Linked DNA regions of Homo sapiens: region 1 is linked to region 2. Evidence: chromatin loops called from intact Hi-C (ENCODE). Cell type or tissue: spleen. All regions are shown on one strand. Links, peaks and the distances in the headings refer to the core of each region. The heading gives the core; the rest is flanking DNA. Region 1 overlaps TAX1BP1 (Tax1 binding protein 1). Region 2 holds the start of HOXA13 (homeobox A13).

Evidence for each region. Hi-C counts contacts between places; a loop is a spot of excess contacts. Peaks named below come from ENCODE experiments on the same cell type or tissue, not always from the same donor. Only the 100,000 strongest peaks of a DNase experiment are listed, where the experiment ranks them.
Region 1: a loop joins it to region 2, with 5 times the contacts of the local background. A loop is called at or near these places in 50 of 110 quality-filtered maps.

The regions. Positions count from the first base shown.
Region 1 is chr7:27,779,077-27,790,729 of GRCh38, forward strand. TAX1BP1 (Tax1 binding protein 1) reads left to right here. Exons shown (of 17, transcript NM_006024.7): 6 at 6,087-6,235; 7 at 6,323-6,413; 8 at 8,342-8,527. Among named protein-coding and RNA genes, the nearest start is that of TAX1BP1-AS1, 44 kb to the left of the region's middle. In spleen, for the core only: CTCF peaks have their summits at 5,590 (motif pointing left) and 5,807; no DNase peak of the experiment used is centred there.
Region 2 is chr7:27,190,366-27,202,018 of GRCh38, forward strand. HOXA13 (homeobox A13) reads right to left here and starts at 9,726. Exons shown (of 2, transcript NM_000522.5): 1 at 8,791-9,726; 2 at 3,999-8,077. The coding sequence starts at 9,712. The coding sequence ends at 7,833. It overlaps HOTTIP (HOXA distal transcript antisense RNA), which reads left to right and starts at 10,056. Exons shown (of 3, transcript NR_037843.3): 1 at 10,056-10,156; 2 at 10,258-11,653. RefSeq lists enhancers at 1,765-2,322, 2,323-2,880. In spleen, for the core only: a CTCF peak has its summit at 5,974 (motif pointing right); a DNase peak (open chromatin) is centred at 6,016; H3K4me3 peaks cover 3,190 bases; H3K27me3 peaks cover 8,000 bases.

The DNA of each region.
Region 1 (11,653 bases), core at 2,191-10,190, 590 kb after region 2:
TAATGATTTTGAGGTTCATCCATAGATCAGTACTTTGTTTCTTTTTATTGCTTAATAATATTCTATATCTTGATGTAAAATTTTCTTTTTAAAATATAGAGACAAGGCCTCACTATGTTTCCCAGCTGGCCTCAGACTCCTGGACTCCAGCCATCCTCTCACCCCAGCCTCTCAAGTAACTGGGACTACAGGTGTGCACCACTGTGCTTGGCTCATATCTAGATTTTTGATTTTTGAGGCAAATATCTTGAGGCACTTTCTGACAAGTGCTTTGCTGTTTTGAGATCCTCTACCATATGTATTTGTTGCCCTTCAAATTGGCTGTTTTTGGATTAAGTGTACTCAGTATCATAGCAGTGTTTGAACTAGCTTTGTAATTTCCCTATTTTTGGCTTTTAGTTGCTACATTTTCTCTTCAAGATTCAGATATTTAAAGTAATTTACAATAGTAGTTGAATTTGGGTATGATCAGTGATGCATATCTTATACTTTATTACATAGCCAATTTAATTTTTTGTCTTAATGGCAGTGTATCAGATGAGTTACTTGATTTGAATACTAGTCAGGGATAAATAATGAATTAGAGTGAAGACAAAGAAACCCAACAGTGTAAAGTTTTTGTTGTTCTTAATGTAACAGTCTATGTCATAAGTCATTGAAGTCTGGGGAGGGGATCGCAGATTTGCTTTGCATGATTATTCGGGGGCCTTGTTACCTTTTATATCATTCCACTGCCCACCCTTAGATTCCTAGAGAATTTATGTCTTCGTGATAGAAACTTGGTCACTGACATATCCTGGTTTCAGCTGGATGAAAGGGGAAAGAGATCTTAGACAAGGCATGATCAATAGTGTAAGTTATAGAGGTGGAAGTAATATATATCATTTCATTTATATTTAACTGATGATAATTTAGATGACTATAATGCATTGCAAGAGAAGCTGGGAATACAGTATAGTTGGGCAGTGATATGTAGTTACTATGGTTGAAAGGAGGTCATAATTTGGCAGACAACCAGCAGTCTCTGCCACAACACACAACACCAATATAGTAGTCTTTGAATTTAGCAGTTTGTGAATGAGATCTGGAAGTTATCTTTGGAGAGTATCTTATAACTTAATCTATTTATTAGTACCACTGTTAAGAAAGGTCATATCAAGAGTAGATAAAAATCAAATTACCAAAATTTCAGTACCTCAATTATTAAAATTTTCAGTTATTATTTTAGAAAACTTTTGTTTAAAGATATTGGAAAGTTGAAATCATTCTCAGTTCTTCCATTTACTAGCTGTGTAACCTTTGATAAACTACTTAACTTCTCTGTGGCTCACTTTTCTCATGTGAACGAGCCTTATAGTCGTTCCTAATTCTTAGGCCATGTGCTCATCAAATGAGAATGTATTATACATAAAGCACATAACATTTCCTACACAGTAGCTCTCAAGATAGCTGTTATTGTTATCATAGCATTAGGTACCTGGTTTTGGACAGAGGCAGTTTAAGGCATTTAGTATCTAATACATGGAATTGCCAAAAACCAGTTTTGAATTTATGATCTCATTGAATTTGTTTTTGTTTGTTTTTGCCAATTGTCATCAAGAAAAGATACAAAAGGCTTAATTTTAATACATGGGGTGATGATTATAACTTATGTATACATAGCAATATATTTCTTTCAAGCCAATTACTTTAATTTTGTACCTGCTTTACAAAGTAATAGTTTTAAGAAACTCATAATATATTATTTCTACAATATATTTATATACTTTTAAACCCATAATTTTTGTATTGATAAGTACAGAACTGTACAATGAAGCATTTTCATAGTTTATTTCATAAGACTACATCATTGAGTAGTTCCCATTCAATTTAATTAAAAGGTAATTTTAAGTAAAGTTATACTACCCTAAATTTTTTTACTTATTCCCTAACTCTTTAAAAATGTATATGAAACCTAATGTTAAAAAAAAATCACTAGTTTGTGGAATAAATTCATATTCAGGAAATAATTTAGACACTAATATATTTGTAGCCTGTCTCTCTTCCCCCTCCTCTCCACTCCAACCACAAAAATAGTGCTTGGATCTGTTATTTTCTGTAAAAGTTGAATTTAAGTACATTTGTTCATAGCAGATTTTTCAGTGAATTGAAGGTAGCCCTCACATTTTTTACTATAGTCATGCACCACTTGACAATGGGGATACGTTCTTAGAAATGTGTTGTTAGATGATTTCCTCTTTGTGCAAACATCATAGAGTGTACTTACACAAACCTAGATAGTATATCCTACTGCGCACCTAGGCTATATGGTATAACCTGTTGCTCCTAGGCTACAAACCTGTACAGCATGTTAGTGTACTGAATACTGTAGGCAGTTGTAACACATGGTAAATATTTGTGTATCTAAACATATCTAGATATCTTAGAAAAGGAAAGGTACAGTAAAAATATTGTATAAAATGTAAAATTTGTTATACCTGTATAGGGCATTTACCACAAATGGAGCTTGCAGGACTGACAGTGCTCTAGGTTATTCAGGGAGTGAGTAGTGAGTGAATGTGAAGGCCCAGGGCATTGCTGTACACTACTGTAGATTTTATAAATATTGTATACTTAGACTACACTAAATTAATTAATTAATTAATTTTTTTTTTTGAGACGGAGTCTTACTCTGTTGCCCAGGCTGGAGTACAGTGCAGTGGCGTGATCTCGGCTCACTGCAACCTCCAGCTCCTGGGTTCAGGTGATTCTTGTGCCTCAGCCTCCGGAGTAACTGGGATTACAGGTGCACGCCACCACACCTGGCTGATTTTTATGTTTTTAGTAGAGACAGGGTTTCACCATGTTGGCCAGGCTCTCGTACACCTGACCTCAGGTGATCTGCCCGCCTCGGCCTCCCAAAATGCTGTGATTACAGACATGAGCCACCGCACCTGGCCAGACTATACTAAATGTATAAAATATTTTTTTCTCCAAAAATAAATTAACCTTAGCTCACTGTAACATTTTCACTCTCTTTTTAAAAACTTTTTGATTCTTTTGAAATAACATTTAGCTCAAAACACAAACATGTACAGCTGTGCAAAAATATTCTTTCTTTGTATCCAAATTCCATAAGATTTTTCCATTTTAAAAACTTTTTGTTTTCTTTTCTTGTTTTATTTTATTTTATTTTTTTGAGATGGAGTCTTTCTCTGTCGCCCAGGCTGGAGTGCAGTGGCATAATCTAGGCTCATTGCAACCTCCACGTCGTGTGTTCAAGCAATTCTCCTGCTTGAGTAGCCTCTCAAGTAGCTGGGACTACAGGCACACACCACCACGCCCAGCTAATTTTTTTTTTCTTTGGTATTTTTAGTAGAGATGGGATTTCACCATGTTGGCCAGGCAGGTCTTGAACTACTGACCTCAGGTGACCCACCCACCTAGGCCCCCCAAAGTGCTGGGATTACAGATGTGAGCTGCCACACCGGCCAAATATTATATTTTTGTCTGGTGGATTTGTAGAAACCAGAGAAGATGTCTTTATAGTCTGTGTAGCTGTCATCATAACTTGGTATTATAGTTGATTTCAAAATTAGGTGTTTGAGAAAAGCCAGATTAAGTAAAATGAGTGATATTTGATTTAAAATCTGACTAGCAATTTTCATAAATAATTGTTTTGTCAATAATTTGTTATTTAAAGTGTTCAGGTGCTAGTTTACTAAATTTTACTCTGTGTATGTGTGAATCTAGAATACCATACCTTTTTTCTAGATAATTGTTAGTGATACTGTATCTGGTTTCTTCATATGCTTTTGTTTATAATCAGAATTTTATTTTTTAACATGAGAATAAATGTGCTCTGTTATTTTAAATACTTTTAAAATGTGTTTAGCCACCTAGATGAATGATTCATAATCTTTTTATCGGGTTATTCATAAGTGAGAGTTATGACTTGTGGGAATTGGTAATAGTGGCTCATGGAAACAGTGATTTTTTTAGTTTAGGAGTGGGAGGAAAGTCCCTGCATGAATCTGAAGTACTCAAATCTCTTTATCTCCCTTTGCCCCAATTTTTATGATTGTTTTCATATCGGCATACAATGTAGCAGGCTTAATTATCTGATGGAGGTTTTCTTTGTTTTAATATTAGAATTATGATGTCCTTTTGGCATGATTTACAAATGACTAAAAGTGTTTTAGAAAAATTGTCTTTTAGATTTTATCTTTTAAAGTTAATTTTTGAAAGCATGATTCCTAGTTGTTTGAAATGGCAAAGCTCTTAGCTTTTTCATGCTAAGAACGACGGAGCCACATTGAAGATGCTTATGCTTAACTCAGACGTGAAAACTACAGGCCTGAAGAATAATCCTTACTTTATCGTTTTCATGTGTTTTGAAAGGAGGCTTGTATGCTGGGAAGCTATCAGGTGCCTTTATGGGCACCAGAGAAAGTCTAAGACGCTTGTTGTAGTCAGAGTTAATTTATAATTCACTGTAAAGTTAACTGACTCAAAGCAATTAGTTCATGATTTACATTCAGTTGCTAGTGATTTTTTTCTCTTTTCCTATGCATTTTGTAGAATGCTGTATACCCGTTATAGGGCTTCATTACTTACAGGATTGGAAAGTAATTTTGTCCTAGGGAGAAATACTTGGGTTAAATCTGTAGTGTATTTGCAGTGCCAAGAGAGCACTGGTGGTAAAACTAAAAATAAAAAAAATGTGAACATTATTTAGAAACCTCTCTGGCCATCTTTATAAATCAACAAGACAAATCCTGAAAATGTGCCCAATTTCACAGCAATCATTATGATTGCAGAGGAAATAAATATTATTTGTTTTTTTCTCTGGTATTATGGCATTGGAACCAAAAAAGCATTTTGTACAACAGTTTTTGGTTAGTGTTACAAATTCAGTCAGACAAACATTTGCTTTGACCAAAAATAAGTCAATAGGGTGTATCTGACTTTTAGAAAATAATGTAGCAATGTTCATATTCTAGCAAGATATTTAAAATGATATTCTATCAAGAAAATACTTGGGTGAGTTCTTTTATGTGAATTAAAGTGAATTATAAATACTATATAATCTTTCATACTTTTAACTTGGCAGAACGGTGATTTTTTTAGTTTTTGTTGCTGGGTAGGTAAGTATTACTGTTTTGGGGAGAAATTTTAAAATTGTTCTTTAATAAAAATAATTTTATCTTAATTTACCAATTCTTTTATAATATAGTTTTCTATAACAAAGCACTTCCCTATATACACTGTTATATTTGAGTCTTATGAATTGTCCATTTAAAGTAGAATATTCCAAGTAGAAATTCAATTCAACATTCAATTTGTTGCACTTACTACCTCTTTTATATTTGTCTTAGTGTCTTTGAATATTTGTTTAGGCCTCTGAGTCACACTGGCAAGAAGATTAGGAACATGGCTTTAGGCATATGTTAGTGCTTTGATGGCAGTTAGTGACCTGTGCTAGAAAAAGTGGGTGTTAACCTTGATGGTGTCGTGTAAGACTTGATATGTCGTGACTAATTTTTAAAATTTTTTTCTCATTTTTCTTGCCTGCCCCCTGGTGGAGAAAAGTTAGTAAAATCAACATACAGGGTACATGAAAAGTCTGAAGGTGGGGGGAAAATGTATATAAATAAACGAATCATTGCTCATGCCTGTAGTCCCAGCACTTTTGGAGGCCGAGGCAGGAGGATTGTTTGAGCCCAGGAGTTTCAGCCTGGGTGACATGGCAAAACCCTGTCTCTATTAAAAAAAAAATTAGCCAGGCGTGGTGGTGGGTGCCTGTAGTCCCAACTACCTGGGAGGCTGAGGTGGGAGGATCACCTGAGCTGTGATTGTGCCACCATACTGCAGCCTGAGTGACAAAGTGAGACCCCAAACAAAAAACAAATTATCGATTAATTTAGTATATGAAAATTTAAATATATGTTATCATTTCAAGTTTTATAGTCTTAGCTTCTCAAATTTGGAGGGAACAAATGTGGGATTAAAATTCTAAGAATACATAGTTTTCTTAAAGATATGCAAATTTGCTTTACTGATTATGTTTCTGTGTTTTCTCAAAATACCTTGTTGTCACTTCTCAGGGTCTTACTGAAGTAACACAAAGCTTAAAAATGGAAAATGAAGAGTTTAAGAAGAGGTTCAGTGATGCTACATCCAAAGCCCATCAGCTTGAGGAAGATATTGTGTCAGTAACACATAAAGCAATTGAAAAAGAAACCGAATTAGACAGGTATTTCTCATGCTTTTAAAAAATAAATTCAATAAAAATTTTAAAACTTTAAAACATTATAATGTTACTTTATCATACCTATCTTAGTTTAAAGGACAAACTCAAGAAGGCACAACATGAAAGAGAACAACTTGAATGTCAGTTGAAGACAGAGAAGGATGAAAAGGAACTTTATAAGGTAATTTATTTTTTACCATATCTATTGCCTGTTGCTTCAAAAGAAATGACCCCAGAACTTAGGGGCTGTAGGTCAGCAATTTAGGAGCAGCTTAGCTGAGTGGTTCTGGCTCTAGCCTCTTGTGTAGTTGCAGTCAGGATGTTGGCAAGGGGTGCAGTCAGCTAAGGGCTTGATTGGGACTGGAGGGTTTGCTTTCAAGATGGCTTACTCCAGTGGCTTTTGGCAGGAGAACCTTCAGCTCCTCTTGAAGTGGTCTTTTCATAGGCTGCTTGAATATCCTCACAGCATGGCAGCTAGCTTCTCTCAGAGTGAGTGATCCAGGAGAGAGCAAGGAGGAAGTCACAGTCATGTTGTATATCACCCCTAAAAGTTAGTTTTCAGGGAATTAATTTGCTGCTGTTTTAGATACTTAACAGGTAGTGTGTAATAAGTTGAAGAGGTTTAATGGAATTAAGATACTTGTTTATCACAATTCATGTAACTATTTTTCCTTTTTAAGAACATATATATATATACACATTGGGGAGAACATTAATTTAGTAATAATCCCATTTTAGAGTTTGACTTTTAGAATATCTTCAGAGATGTCATTTTGTAAAAATATCCTCACTGCTAACAAATCTTGACCGCTTGAAGTTTTGAATTTTTTTTTTTTTTTTTGAGATGGAGTCTCGCTCTGTCGCCCAGGCTGAAGTGCAGTGGTGCGATCTCGGCCCACTGCAAGCTCTGCCTCTCGGGTTCACGCCATTCTCCTGCCTCAGCCTCCCGAGGACCTGGGACTACAGGTGCCCGCGACCACGTCCGGCTAATTTTTTGTATTTTTTTAGTAGAGACGAGGTTTCACCATGTTAGCCAGGATGGTCTCGATCTCCTGACCCGCCTCAGCCTCCCAAAGTGCTGGGATTACAGGCGTGAGCCGCCGTGCCTGGCAGTTTTTATTTATTTATTTTTTTAAGCAACCCTGAAATATAGGGTAGTTAGCTTAATTGTCAGTAATGCTGTGGGTGCAAATTGAGACTTATTTTTTTAAGTGGCTCATAAGCATTTCCTGAAGGCAATTCCAGATGAGGAATTTCAAGAACATTCTGAGTTAAGTCCGTTTCTTGTTAAGTCAATTTAATGAGCTGATGATTATGAACATCAGGTAGCGTTTTAAAGTGATGCTGCAAGGGTGTTGGTTGCTGATGTCTTCAGAGAATCAGGAGTTAATATTCTATCCTTGTGAACAGGAATTAGTCCTTCAGCATTCTGTATATTTAAAGAGTAAAGTGCAAGAAGTAAGTTAATTCATTTCTCCTCAGTACTCTTAACGAAAGCAGGATATACTTGATAGTGTACACTACAGGTCTGTATTTATAATTCCAGTTATTGAATTTGATTTGTATGTGTGTTAGGAGCAAATCAGCAATAGCGAGAGTCATGGGAAAATCAATATAGTTGGGTTAGTCAACAAATACATTTTTCAGCACATTGAAACTAAATGATATCGTACTTTTCGCCTGCAGAAAATGGAATTGTTTGAGATGTTGTTTTTGAATGCACCCCTTCTAGTTTTCCAGAGTCTTGTCGTGCCAGATTTGAATATGCCAAATAACATAATTTGTTTCCCCAAAAGAACAACCAAATCTATTTGCATTTTTAAAGAGAACCTGAAACCATTAAATCAAAGGAAAAGACTTTAGAGATCAGGTGATGTTGTTAGGGCTTAGAATAATCTCTCTGGAAAATAAAAAAGCTTAGAAAAGCTGTGTTCTGCTCCTGCATGCTTAACTAGTCATTTGGCAGAACCTGGGTCTCCTAAATCCTAGTCTAGTATGTCTTTCCTTCCTTTCGTTGTCTTTGGGTTAGAAATATAATGGTATTTTAAACTTTGACTAACTTAGGTCATGGAGTTAGAATATTCTTGACATTTTCAAACACCATTACAGGTACATTTGAAGAATACAGAAATAGAAAATACCAAGCTTATGTCAGAGGTCCAGACTTTAAAAAATTTAGATGGGAACAAAGAAAGCGTGATTACTCATTTCAAAGAAGAGATTGGCAGGCTGCAGTTATGTTTGGCTGAAAAGGAAAATCTGCAAAGAACTTTCCTGCTTACAACCTCAAGTAAAGTAAGTACTTTTGCTATATATATTTGAAGATTGTAAAACATACCTATGAAATGTATGCAATATGATTTTCATTTTTAATTCCCCCAAGCTTTTGTTCTAAAAAAGTTCAAACTTACAAAACAGTTGGAAGAACAGAACAATGAATACTGATGTACCCTAAAATATTTTGCCATTCTTTGTTTTATCTCCCTCATTTATATGCCTTTTTTTCTGAGCGATGTGAGTTGCAAGTATTACGATAATTTACTCTAAATACTTTAGCATGTCTCCCTTATGAACAAGTGCATTCTTCTTCATAGCCATGACACCGTTATTACACCTAAGAATTTAGCACTGATTGAATAACAGTCATTCTCATAGTTAGTTCACAATCACATTGCCCCAAATGTATTCTTATATAATCTTTAAAATTTTGTGATTCACAGTTAGTCAAAGACTACATATTATTTTGATTGTTGTATTTTGAGTCGGTTTCAGTCTAGAATAGTGTCCCTACACTTTTTATGACATTGATATTTTTGGAGAAGACAGGCTAGTCTGAGAAAATGTTCTATAATCTGGATTTGTCTGTTGTTTCTCATGACTAGATTCAGGTGAGACATTTTTGCAAGAAAAGACATAGATGATGTTTTGTCCATCCTGTTGGAGTCATATCAAAAGTTATATAATGTCAATTTGTTTCGTTCTTGATAATGTTAGGTTTAATAATTTGTTTAAAGTTATGCCTACCTGTCTCTATATAGGTGCCTTTCTTTTCTTTCCCTGTTTGTGATTATTAAGCAATCTGTATAAACACCCTGTTCTCCAACAGCCTTTCCTCAATGTTTTTATTGTCCTTTGATGCTCCTCACCTGCATCAGCTATTATGTTGGTAATAATTAATGATAGAAAAATGGTGATTTAAAAAATTCTATTATGCCTTCTACATTTATTTGTAGGTAATCTTTTATCATGAGGACATTCCTGTCACCCTTCCCTCTTTTTTAAATATAACTTTGGACTTACTGATTTTTTGCTGCATATTATGCATAATCATCATTATTCTTTTTCATACCCAAATTGTTCTGAATTTAACCAGGGGAACCTTTTCAAGCCTGCTTTTTTGTCCTGATATGTTCCTATAATGCTTTGAATACTTTCTTGCTTTATGGCACAACTGTATGTTCTAACTTCAGGTTGTTCCCCCAGACCTGATATTACCATTTCTCCAAGAAACTCTGTTTTTTTTAGTAGGTAATGGTATTTTGAAACCAAGAACTGGATCCTATTGCTACTATGGGGCTGCTGCTTTGCACATTCAGTGGGTATTTTGCATCTTTAATTTATATTGATAGCTCCAATTCAGATTTAGTACCTTAGGATTCTTCCTTCCTTTGCTCCATTCCATATTTATATCTCTCTTCTCGCAATGTGAGAACTCTTGTTTCCCAAACATCATTATTACTCATGTGTTTCCATCCAGCCGTACACACCAGTGTTTTCACAATTATTACATCAATGCCACTTCCAACAATAAATGTACTAAATAAAGCTAAGGTATTTTTACAGCTCTTTTTTCTTAGAATATGTTTCACTAAGGATGTATAGAAACGCCATGTTCAAAAGTTACTTGAACTATTTTTTTGCATACCTATGTTATAAATTTGTAATATAATTTCATTTGCTTGTATTTAATTTTAATATTTGCTTTTATTCTTCTGTTTGATTTATTTTTATTGTTTGAATATGTAAAACAGTTGCTTTGTTCAGAAGTCAAAATGATAGAAAAATTTTACTCTGAGGTCTCAATCTCTTCCTTGTTTTTTTAAACCCTTTTCTTACCTATGCCCATAGATAAACATTTTCATAAGTTTCTAGTTTATTCTTATGTTTCTTTTTGTAAAAATAAGCTTATATATGCATGTGTACATGTACATACATCCTTCTTTATCCTCTTCGTTCTTAAAAAAGGTAGCGCTACTATACATACCATTTTGCACCTTTTTCTCACTGAACAAAATAAGTTGCTAGTTACTCCATATCAGTTTGTAGAGATCTTCCTCATTTGAAAAAAATGGCCACATAATATTCCATTATATAGATTTACCTTGATTGATTCATTATTTCTTATGATGTTATTTTTAGTAATTTGCTATTAAAAATACTCAGACATAGTTAATGTAATACCTAAAACGTCAGAAGCGCATGACATTTAGAATTAATGGTTAATCCTTGTTACTTTTTAATGTAACAGATTGCCAGTGCAAACATGAGAAGTGTATTTGATTATTTGTTATTTAATAAGATGCTAAAAATTTCTCTAAGCATCTTTTTCCTATTTAAGCAAGACTTCTGTGAGGAAAAGCGTAGTTATGGAAGTACCTGAGAAAAATGACTACTAGTTGCTAAAGCTTTTAAAAGATTGTGAAAGTAGTTTGAGGTGATGGTTATAAAAAAATTTAAACAGTACATGAGGATACAAAGTAAAATGTAATCCTCATCCCTTCTCAGATAAGTAAGTTATTATTGAATTTATGAATATACGTATATTTATATTTTAACACAAATTAGAATTTATACATTTTTTCCTTTTAAAAAAATTTATAAATGGATATCTTGCACTATGATACACATGTGGATCTTTTTCATTCATCATAACAACTGCCTAGTATTTCTTCTCTTCATTTAACAACTGTGTAGTATATGTTTTTTGATTGTTTTTGATTGTTTATAGTCTTCAGCTTTTATAAGCATCCTGCAGTAAACATCCTTATAGCAATATGTAGGCACATTTATAATCCGTAGAATAAGTTCTTTCAAGTGGAATTACTGGGTCAATGAGTATTTAAATTTTGATAGTTATTTTCAAATTACCTTTCAAAAAAATGTTCTATTGATTTTTTTATTCCCACCAAGAGTATATGAGATATGTATTGTTTGTAATGTCTGCACAGACTTTGATTATATAGAGGTAGTATATCATAGTTTATCATAAATTCTCATGTTGGTAGACATTTTAGGTTCTTAATGATTTTTCATTATTTTAGTATTTTATTGAATCCTTGTAAAGCTAAACCTATGTCTATACCCTTTGATAATTTTCTTGGAAACTTATGGAAATAAAATTGCTAGATCAAAAGCTGTGAG
Region 2 (11,653 bases), core at 2,521-10,520:
CTACACAGAAGAGTATTTCAACCCTGGTGACCATACTGCACACAGGTGCAAGAACTGGCCCGGAGGCCCCGGGTAGAAATGGCAACAGAGCTCTTCTCCATTACAGGAATATCTCCTTCCAAATCAAAGGGTTCCTGTGGGCACATCTGTCTTATGTGGTGAGCTAGGGGAGATGGGTTGTCTGGGAAGGCCCAGGAGATCTCCACGTATTTGTTCTCAGGGCATGGCTTATTGCCAGATCATAGACAATCCATCACATTTTCCAGGCGCTGCCCAGAGGCAGCACTGAAGCTTCAATTAAAAAATCAAGAGATCACCTCTATCACTACCAGGTGGAGGCAGGGGTTAATTTGTCCCTTTGTTGAGACACCTCACCCTCCCCGAAGGTCCCCAACACTTCCTAAAAGCTCAGAAACAGGTAATGCCCTGAAGTGGACCTCATAATTCTGCTTGGTCTGACTGGCAGTTTCAGTCATCCTTCAAAGCCCCTAAATATCTGAAAAGGCCCATACCCTTCCCCTGGCCACTGCAGAGTGGGGCACAGGGCTCAGCTGAGGGTCTCAAGTACCTAAGCAATCTAGTTATCATTTACTTTAGTGGATCCCAAACTGAAGGGAGAAGAGAAGATTACTTCCTTTAATAACTATTTTTATTTTTATTGTTGCCAATTATTAGACTTCTTTTTCCTATAGCATGGGAACAAATGGGGTGGGGGAGACTTTGAAGGGCGAAGCCCTAGTTCTCAGTGTCTGCCTTCCATTCCCCATGCAGCTTTGGCCCAAACAGGTTTCCCAGCAGAGTGTGTCTGAGATAAAGAAGACAAAAGGGGGTGGCCCAACCCGAAGGTTGGCTCTGGTCCTTGGGTCTCGGTCTCTACAGCCGTAGCTCACAGGAAGCCCCCACGCCACAAAGCTCCAACTGCTTCCTAGGGCAGCTCCATTTCCACTCAGTGCTCATGTTGGCTCACATTCCAGGCTTGAGAAGAGCCATCACCCCATCCAGCCCTCCTCCCCTACACACCCTTCCAGGCAGTTCTGCGATGGGACCCATTCACAGATCATTGTTTCTGCTATATATGCCCCCACAGCCCAGCCCAGCCCATCCACGCAGCCCTAGGGGTACAATCCAGATTTTTGGCTTCCGCGAAAAGAAATCCTTTGCATGTCCTCTTTGGTTCACCTGGAGAGATAGGCTCAGCGGCAGATCACGCTTAAGCTAACGTTTACCGCAGGGCCTGATGCTCTGATCTGCTGGAGGCAGGCTATAGGCAGGGGGTAAGGGGCTCTCTCCCTCGCAGAGCGCAGTGAAGGATTCTTGGGGGCTGGGAGTCAGGAGTTTTTACCTTGGAAGAGTGCGCCTCACATCTGTGTGGATTTTAGGCAGGAGAAGAGCATCAAGGGTCTCACCAAAGGCTTGCCACTCACTGAGGGAGAGGCCTGGATTCTGGGACCCCAGGAGAGTCTCTCCAGCAGGGTCTTGGCTCCCCTATCCTCTTCCCTGCCAAGTCGGCCCTATGTTCCTACCAGGACCCAGAACTCCGATCCAGCCACGTCCTTTCCCCTGGGCTTGCAGGCGCTCCCTCTCGCCCCCGCTAGGCCTTAGCGGGCTCCGAAGTCTGCTGGACTGGGGCAAACCCCGCTCTTCTGGGACGGGGACACGGCCTGGGCCACCCGTGGCTGCCGGGACTCCTTTCCAACAGGGCTGGGGATGGGAGAGTTGGAAATCAAGAAAGAACCTCTGCCTCCAGTGCACGAGCCCAGAGCCCAGGCTACCAGAACCCGCTTGCAGCAAGGTAACTGTGCGTCCTGTGCCTTCTTGAGGCGGCGGCAGCGATCGGCCCTGACCATAGAGGCGGCCGTGGCGCGGAGGACTTGACCTTTACGGCACGAGAGGAGGGCGCTGGCTGAGCCGCAGGGAGGGGGACGCTGCTCTCTCCAGCCTCCTCCACCCAATAGCAGTCCGCTCGACCCACGCCAGCTGCGCGCTCACCCCCTTTCCCCCTCCATTTTGTGCAGTGTCCGCAGACCCGCGGCCGGAAACAAAGCCCCCAGCCCTGCTCTCACCACCCTTCTTGCAAGCTGCTGTCGCCAACCCCCCAGACCAGAGGCTCAGAGCTAACGCTAAGCCCCTTAAGGCCCTCTCCAGGGCCCTCTTCTCTCGCCAGCCGCCCTCAGCCAGCTCCTGACCCCAGCCGCCCTCAGCCAGCTCCTGGGTACCACTCTGGGTGCCAACCGGGACCTGCCGGTGCCACGGTCCCGTGCGCCGGGTCCCGGCCTCGGGCTGCGGGCGGCTTCGGGGCCTACAGCCCAGCGGCGCGGAGCGTGGCAGAGGCGCGGGGCGCAGCGCAGCCCGAGGCTGCCTCCCGCCCGGGCGGACGGCGCGGCCGCTGGGGTGCACAGCGTAGCCCCGCGTGCCCGGCTCGCTCTCCGTTCCCTCGGATAGCTCCCACCGCTCGGCTCCGGGCTCAGAAAGCGGAAGTATTTGGTAGAGAAAAACACGGTTTCTTTTCAGCTCGTCTCAAAATCCCTTTTAGAGAAAATGCTCCTGTCAAGTTTTATTTCCCGTTGCAAACCACCTTCCACGCTGCCAAGAATTAAGACCGGGAGAGATTAAATACCCGATTATTCTCCTGGGGAGGGCGGGGCGGGGCCGGGAAGTGGGCACCCACACCAAACATTCCTTGAAGTAGGCTTGTCCTGATCCAGCCGCGCCCGGGGAGCCCCACGAAGGCCCGCGCGGCCTGCGGTGACGTCAGCCTGCAGTTGCGGGGCCACTCACCCGCACAGACACGGCCCTTGCTGTTCCGCGCCGGGACCTCCGCCAGCCGTCCTGCCGCAGCCCCGACTGGCCCGCGTGCCGTCAGAGGGAGGCCCGCTTTACACCGGCCTGAGCCTCCATTTTGAGTAGGGGGTTCTTGTAGAAGCGTGGAGGGTTTGGGGCCGCGCCTCTGTCCCCGAGGGGCGCGACATCAGGTAGCTCTCCGAGTTCACACCCCAGTACCTGGGGGAGGACCTATGTCGCCGCATAACCGCCCGCAGAGGTTTGGAAATCTCTGAGACCCGTTGTAATTATTTCTGCCCAGTGGATCCGGCTCTTCAGCGTCACGAGAGCCGGGCAGAAATGAAATCAACTGTGGCAAGGCCTTGGCTGCTTTCACGGAGGAGTTTTTCTGCGCCAGTGTCTTTTTCCTTCCCTTTAAAATAAAATTAAAAATAGCAAGCACTTCTCAGGCATTCATCAGAGATAGATAGATGCACGAGGATTGAGTGGGCATTTTCATAAAGAATGAGGCCGGCTGTTATAGACCGGCGGCCTAGCAGATGAAAACTTAATTAGCGTGCCTGTCCTAAAACCTAGGCATAAATCTCCCTCTGCCTTTTGGATAACGCTATATCTTTGCTTATGAGAAATGGGATGTGAGCAACTCGCTGCACATTTCTCTGATTCTCCAGGTCTTGGTCGGCTGACACGCATTCGATCAAGTTTAAAGGAATGCGCATAAATCAGCAAGCCCCTAGCGTCTCCTTGGGAGAGGTCCGCAAATCCAGGAGGGCGCCTCTGAACCCACCGGGTCTGGGGATTAGCAGTCCAGGGCAACCTCCGTCTCTGCTCCTGAACTCGGGAATTCACAGAGGAAGCAAGACACTGCATCTTCACCAAGGCCTCCAAACACATGCAGCAGAGTGCAATCTGCACTTACATGTATTACAAAGTGAAATCTGTGTCAACTCTCCGCACACAAATGTTGCATCTGCAGCTGAATTTCACTGCCTAGTGGTGAATTTTTAAGAAAAGATTTCAACTAGGTTGTTTTAATTTTTTTCTTCCCTTTTCTGTTAATTTTTTTTAAAAACCCACAACTTGAATAACTTGAATGGGTGGCTTCAGCTCTGCATCAGTCACAAATAGGAGTGAAATGCATAGCGACATTTAACAATCATCCACTTAAAATAAGTAAATAAATATGATAGTACTGAGAGCAGATAGAAAAAGTAGCGTTTTTTTTTAAAGTCCCATTTTTATTTTCTTAATTCAGGAAGAGTTTTCTTTTTAGAAAAAAATACTTTAATCAGGCTTTCAACAACATTATCCATGGGTCAGTGGCTGATACTATTATTCCTATTTTTCAGGAGGTGGCTGGTCTCTCCTTGATTTTTGTTTTTGTTTTTGTTTTTGTTTTAAGGTTTTAGACTGATTGCTATTTGGGCATTAAAGGAGCCATAATAAATAATCCATGCCCACTTTAGGTTATCTGGTAGATCCACAGAAATTTTAAATAGGAGGAGAGTTAGGTAAGATCGACACTATCAATGACCATTTTAGAACTGGGGGGAAAAAATCCCCACAACAACCCTGAAATGTCTTCTGTCATTACAGTTTCAAAAACTAGAGAGAGAAAAAAAGAAGGCTACTACTTTACCCAGGGTTCCTGTAGTGGTGATGGCTTTCGAAAGGGGCGGGATCCCGGCTGGAGAGCTGCTGTTGGCCTCCTTCCTAGGCTCGAGGCTCAGAATATTTCTTACATCTAAAGAAAAATATCCCCTGTCAACAGAAGAGTCCCTTTTGGAGCTGTTCTTAAACACACAGTTTGATCCAGCTTTGAGGGGATTTTCCACCACTTTAAACATTTTGGGAGAAAGTTGTTACTTTGGCTTGATGGCAGCTCATTTGGAAATGGAGTACTGTTTGGAACAAGAGGTGGAGAGGTGGGTCTGAAGCAACATTATCATTTGTTTCCACAAGTGGAGTGAAAATCCTCAGGGCAGCAAAATATAATTGAATTTCTCGAGACCTTTCGATATGTATGTTTCAACACCAGCCTGTTTTTGAGACAGCTTTAGAGACTCTTTCGTAATTCTCATCTATAAAGAAGTTGTGAGTCCTCAGGAGAGGTTGGAGAGGTTTCCGGCAGCCACTTTTGTAACCAATCAATATTATTTTCCATAAAATGATGAATCTGGTTCTTCCATTCACTATTACTTTCCTCTAACGTAAAGATAAAATTAGCCTGCATCTCACAATTCTGCATCCCACGGCTACTGATTCCACCAACATTTTAATACATATGCGCATAGCATAGATTTGACAAAAACACATTATCCTATGTGTATATTAAATATACAAACATACATATGTATTCTTTATGACTCTGAATACAGCACCTGATTGTTGTTAGAGGTCAACAGTAGATATAATATTATTATTATAGTTTTGATGGAAGTTGTTAATATTAAACATATTTATTTATCCTACAAATCAAATGGCAGATTCACAAGCATCAATATAAGATTGCACACCACCCTGGAGCAGTACTCAGCTCTGAGTTATCCAGGATAACTCTCGTTCTGTATCCAATCCTGTGGTCATTTTGTAGATATGAAATATTAAGTCCTCTTTACTGACCTCTCAAGAGGTGGGTTTCTTAGACTTTCTGAAACATAACTCTAGAACTCTAGACTTAGCAAGGCATCTGAATCTTAATTTGCTGTAAAGACTCCTCAATAGCTCTAATTACAGTGTGAGACCACCCTGGAGGGTGAGGACCAGGAAGGAATGGTGATTTAAGAACACATCTTAGACTGTAACAAAAATGTACAGCTTTAAAGCAGATCTGCAGAAATCTGATGCAGAGCAAGCCACTGTGAAGACAAATCAAATTTGGCCATTAGAGAAAAGGAACAAGGCTTCATCTTGTAAAGTACATTTTGTACCTCAATTCTAGAAATCACCTTAAATTACAATATCTTGCGTCATTAGCAATTAATGATATGATATCTGTACAGATTCTACAAATATATATACAAGCACACACAAGCACTAATATGCAAATGTATACATGTGTACACATATTATATATATTTACATATATACAGGGACATGTATAATTTACATATATTCAAATTTGCTCCAGCTGGAGCCAAATAATTGAGTACTGAATCTCTAAAGTCAAGGAGGTAAGAGCTCTTGATTCCCTTGGTTGAAGAATTACAAGGAGGCTTGTCAACGCGAGGTGGCGCCCTTGATCTACTAATCCAGCTAAGGCCAATTCATGAGCTGTCAAAAGTCAAGGTCACAAATTGTCTTTTTTTTCGTCAAGGTCAAGGTTTAAGGCCTTTCGTAGTCCTGTCATTTCAACAAATATCAAAACCTGCCCTCTCAGACACATGCAGACCCAACAGCAGATTTTAAAATACGACAGCCTAGGCATTGCTGCTACAAAACAACTGGTTTTCATTTTCCACAGGGAGCCTGGGAATTCATACTATCTCTTCCTCCTTTCTTTTCTCTCCCTTTTGTAATACCTGACACTTTAATCTCCTTGAAGCACTTATCATTTTTTAGGATTTTAGTTATGAGGGATTTCTCCCTTTTCTTAAAAATTTGGTAGCAAAAGAAGTACTGAATAATAATAAAGAATGGTCCTTGGTTTATATAAGATAAACCTGCTCCTTTTCTTTCTGTGCAGTGCACATTTAGCATAGGAAAGTAAAGAGTATTTTCTGCAGATTTTAATGGCAGTGACTATTTTATTAACAATTAATATTACGATATCACTATCTACAGGTCTAAGGGTTTTTTTTTTTCATTTTTAGTAGAAATATTTAAAAAGCAGGTGCACAAATACATTTTCACAGTGTGCTGAATGTCTTTATTTACAAGATATCATTCTATAGTGAATATGAACAAAACGAATGTGCTGGTTGAAATAACTGCTTGATTAAAAATGTGCTGTGAAGATGAATCACTAATCTTTCTAATGCACTCTGATAACACAATAAACATGGAAAAATACTAATCCCTTAATAGATCAAAATATAGAATATAGACACCTAAATATTTCAGGGGAATGAATTTTCATTCTGAGTTTTCTAAAAAAGAAAAAAGAAAAATGATTTCTCCAGCAAATGTTTAGCAAATATTGGGAAATGCCAATTCAAATGAAAAAACGAATTGTGTTCAAACCAAAGTCCATCATGTTGGGATGGAAACTCTCGGGAGATCTCACATAAAGTGAATTCTGTGGATCATCTGATGATGTAAACATTTTCAAAAAGATACAAAATCCTTTGGAAAATAACGGATATTGGAGCAGTAAATATAGTTCAAATGCCACAAAATATGCTTGTTATAAGCAATTAAAAATTATTCTTAAAAAGACATTACCGACCCGGGTTCTCTTGTAGCCTGAAAGGTTCAGCTGGTTGGTTTTACTATACTACCAAGACAAATGATCCTCAGAAGAGTTTTCTCTCCCTTTCTCCCTTCACAGCAAATATTCCAAGATCATTATTTCAGTACCTTCTCGTTTCCCCTCTAAATCTATACATAAAATGTTTTGCAGAACGTACAACAACGGTAGGAATTTCACTAAGATTTACCTGAGCAGACGCTTAACATGCAAAGGGAATGGCGACCTAAGAAGGACAAGCAGATGTTTACAATGGCCTCTTGCGTTTGTAACCAACTTCCAGATTATTACCATCTAACGCAGTGTCCTAAAATGTAACGATCACTTAAATACTTACAAGATTTCAGTAACTGCGTAACTTATCTGAAATTGCGTATTTTGGGGGTTGACGTTTGACATTTAACGGGCTGGGCTGATGGGGTTGGCGGAAGAACTGGCAGTCTTTACCTTTCTTAAAGTTTTAAAACAGTTGTAGATTCCATTAAAGAGAAAGAGATCTCCTTCGGGAGAGGAAAATGCCAGTCTCTGTCTCTTTCTCTTTCCCATTCTTCAATTATTATTAAGCATTATTATCATTATCTGGGCAAAGCAACGAGTTCTGAAGCGTTTCTTCAAGTTGCCTTCTTGCTCTATTTTTAATCCATTAACTAGTGGTTTTCAGTTTGTTGATGACTTTTTTCTCTTTAACCCTCCTGTTCTGGAACCAGATTGTGACCTGCCGCTCAGAGAGATTCGTCGTGGCTGATATCCGCCTCCGTTTGTCCTTAGTAATGAATTTATTCGTGGCGTATTCCCGTTCAAGTTCTTTTAATTGCACCTTGGTATAAGGCACGCGCTTCTTTCTCCCCCTCCTATAGGAGCTGGCATCCGAGGGATGGGAGACCACGTCTAGAAGACAAGGGAGAAGGCAAGTTACACAGGGATCGGACCCCAGCCAGGGCATAGGCGACAGCTCGATCTGAGCCACCCGCCTTGCAGCGCCCGGCTGCTCTTTGCCACCCGCTGTACAATCCTGTCTTCTGCTAAAGCCTAGAGGGTCAGTGGGGAAGGTAGTTAGTTCTGAACTGAAATGAAATCACCCAGGGCTCCAGTGACTTCCCCAACCCGGCCATCCTGCAGGAGCAGCGCGTAGGCAGCCTCGAGTGATAGCCTGGTCCAACGGCCCACACCTTAGCGCCAGGCTCAAGGTACAACACTTCTGTGCCTGCCTCCTTTCTGGGTGCCCGTCCCAATACTCGAAGCTTCTACACTGAAGCCATTTTTGAGAGAATGAATAGGGAGGGGCAATTTGGGGAGCTGTTTTCTGGTCAATTTCTCATCCTTAAATTGGTGTCAGGGGCTGGGGAGGGCGGGGCGCAGAGGGAGAGGGAAGCTAGCCGAGGTCTCCACAAGCCACCCCTCACCCAGGGAGAGCCAGGGACCAGCTCAACTCGAGGCAGTGCAGGCAGACCCAGCCAGCCATGCTCGGGCTCCCAGGGGTGCAGAGCCGCTAGGGCAGACCAGGAAGAGAACAGAAACGCACCCGGGATCGCCCGGGTGCGAGCGGAGAAGAAGCTGGAGCAGAGCCGGAAGACCAGGGCTGGGAATAGGTCGTCATTTACCGGGCAGAGTGGACTTCCAGAGGTGGGGAGGCTGCGCCTGCTCTTTGGGGCAGTACATTTGGCCGTTCCAGCCGTTGGGCAGCGCCCAGGGCTGGTAGCTTTCCATGGGAAGACCCAAGGGTTCGTGGCGCGACTCGCCGGGGCCCCCGAGGCCCGGCACCACTGGCATATCCAGGTAGCCAGGCATGGGCTGATGGTGGTGGTAAGGCCCGGCTGCGTAGCCCTGGTGGTAGAAGGCGAACTCCTTAGCGCGGGAGCTGAACTCCTCGGCAGCTGGGCCGGCGGTATCCATGTACTTGTCCGCGAAGGCGGCGGCGGCGGCGGCCGAGGCGGGCTGCGCGCACGACTTGATGGCGTTGGGGTGCGGGCCCATGCGGGCGCACGGGTAGTAGCCGCTGCCGAAGTAGCCATAGGGCAGCGCCGCGGGCCCCGACGAGCTCTGCGCCGCTGCCGAGCAGGGGCTGCATTGCTTGGCGGCCTCTGCGCCCGCCGGGCCCGCCGGGCCGGGACCTCCCGAGGACGACGCGGCGGCGGCGGCGGCGGCTGCAGCGGCAGCCGCGGCAGCAGCGGCGGCAGCCGACGGGGGCGCCTCCCCGGGGGCGCTGCTGTAGGCGGACGCGGCTCCTGGCGCCAAGGGCGCCGGGTGCGCCATCAGGTTGCGGCACTGGTTGGCCGCGGCCGCCGCCGCAGCCGCGGCCGCCGCCGCCACCGAGAAGTTGCCCCCTGCCGCCGCAGCCGCCGGGTGGGGGAAGCCCCCGCCCCCGGCCCCGGCAGCCGCCGCCGCTGCAGCCGCTGCTGCAGCCGCCGCCGCCCCTTCCATGTTCTTGTTGAGCTCGTCGGCCACCAGGCCGCCGCCGTTGTCGTAGAGAAACATGACGGTGGGCTCGATCCAGCGGGGGTGGAGGAGCACGGAGGCTGTCATAGCCCGAGCCGCATGGAGAAGACCCCAGTGGCGCTGTTTTAAAAAGCCCCCAAGAAGTGAAGAGCGCGCGGCGCGGGGCCGGGGCCCGAGCGAGGGGGGCGGATCGCGCCCCGCGGGGTCGCGCCAGGCGGCCGCCCATTGGCCCGGCCCCCCCGCTCCGCCCACGGCGTATGCAAAGCGGGCGGCTCCGACTCCAGCTCTGCACGGTGCACCCGTCGTCCCCGCCGCGGCCCGCGCCGTCCCCAGCGCCAGCCGCGCGGCCGCGCACCATTCACCCGGGGGAGAGGCGGAGGAACGTGCGGGTGGGGCAGGGAAGGAAGGCGGCCCCATCTCCGCCCCCCTTCCCTTCCTTTATCCCAGTGGGGCCCAGACCCGCGCAACCAGGCGGGGAGGGGAGGTGGGCGCGCGATTGGGTTGCGATCTGGAGCAGTGGGGACAGGTCAGGTAATTCTGCCGGCGGTCAGGGATGGGAGAGTGGGGAGGACGGGACCAGCCTAGCTCAGAATGGGTGTTTCTTGGAGCCTCTGGGACTGTTTTCTTTCCAGGAACCGGCGCGTATTTCTGCAGTGAGACCACAGGACGGACATCGGCGCCTTCGGCTTCGATGGAGTTGCGATTTTGCTCTTTCCAGGGAAACAGTGGCAGGGTGTTTGCTGCTTATCGGTTCCTGCGGATATGCCTGGGTCCCAGGACATTCCACTGGAGGCTTGGACTGCATTTAGGAGCCCCTATCCCTTCCCTGTCCACACTGTTAGTGAGCAATTTCATATGTTTGCATTTAGACCCATAGACTCAGAACGACTCATCACACACACACACAGTGTACACTGACACACTCACATTCGCACACTTAGGTATACAGCCTGATCCTTGCTCTGACCTGGTAACAACGCTTCCTCCTCCAGAGACTTTGAGATAGAGCGAGCGATCCCTGTGCACCATTCATCCATGCTCCCACCTCGCCAGTATGGCTGGCTTAGTTCTGGAAGGGGCTTAAGAGGAACAAGCCCCAGCTGTGCTTCTGGCTGGGACTTAAACCCCCCTTCTGGGCCCTAAAGCCACGCTTCTTTGTGGACCGGACCTGACTCTCCAGGAATCTGGGAACCCGCTATTTCACTCTATTTTGGGACAAGAAAAAGGGGCTCTTTGGGGCCACTTCCTGCCTTCCCCTCAAGTAGGATCTCCAGCCTGCAGAGGGTGCCTAGTCCTTCTTTGCCCAAGAACCAGTCCAAGAAGCCTTTCCTCTGTGCCTGGGAAATGCAACCTTTTCTTGGGAGCATGGTAGGGTGTTGGTGCTGAAGAACCAAGCAGCGACCCGTCTTGTAGCTGCCATGTTTTGTCGAGGGGTTCTGGGGGTCCTGCTGCTTTAGAGCCACATACTTCCACTTCCTGATTCACTACTGTGAGCTGGTCAGATGCCTAGAAGAGGAACAAGCGTTCAAAGTGAAAGTGGGCACATTACCGGAATAGTGCTGGGGAGAGTGCTGGATTCTTTTCCACCCCAGGCGGACTGGTGAGAAGCCAGGCTTGGACCTGTCCTCTGCTCCTAGCTTGCACACTCAGCCCTAAACTCAGAGCAGCACGCATACCACCCCTCACACACACCCCACCATCTGCTGTCTAAGGCCCCTGGGCTTCCTGCAGGATCCAGACCAATGTGGCTGGGCTTGGGCTTTTATCTGTCCTGATCCTGGATTTGTCCTGACCAATGTAAGTGTCGCCCAATAAAACCTTCTATGACCCCCACACCAGCCACCCCCCCACCAAGTGTGCCCTTTCCTTCTTGACTTTTTAGCAGTTCTGGGTAAATATTGATTTGCCCCCAGTTTACCTTCTCCCTGACTGGCCATTTGCAGACTCAGGAACTAGCCTCTGTAGGGACTTGATTTTTCTGTTACTTTCTGGCCGTTTCACCACCCCCCTTCCTCCCTCCAAGTGGCA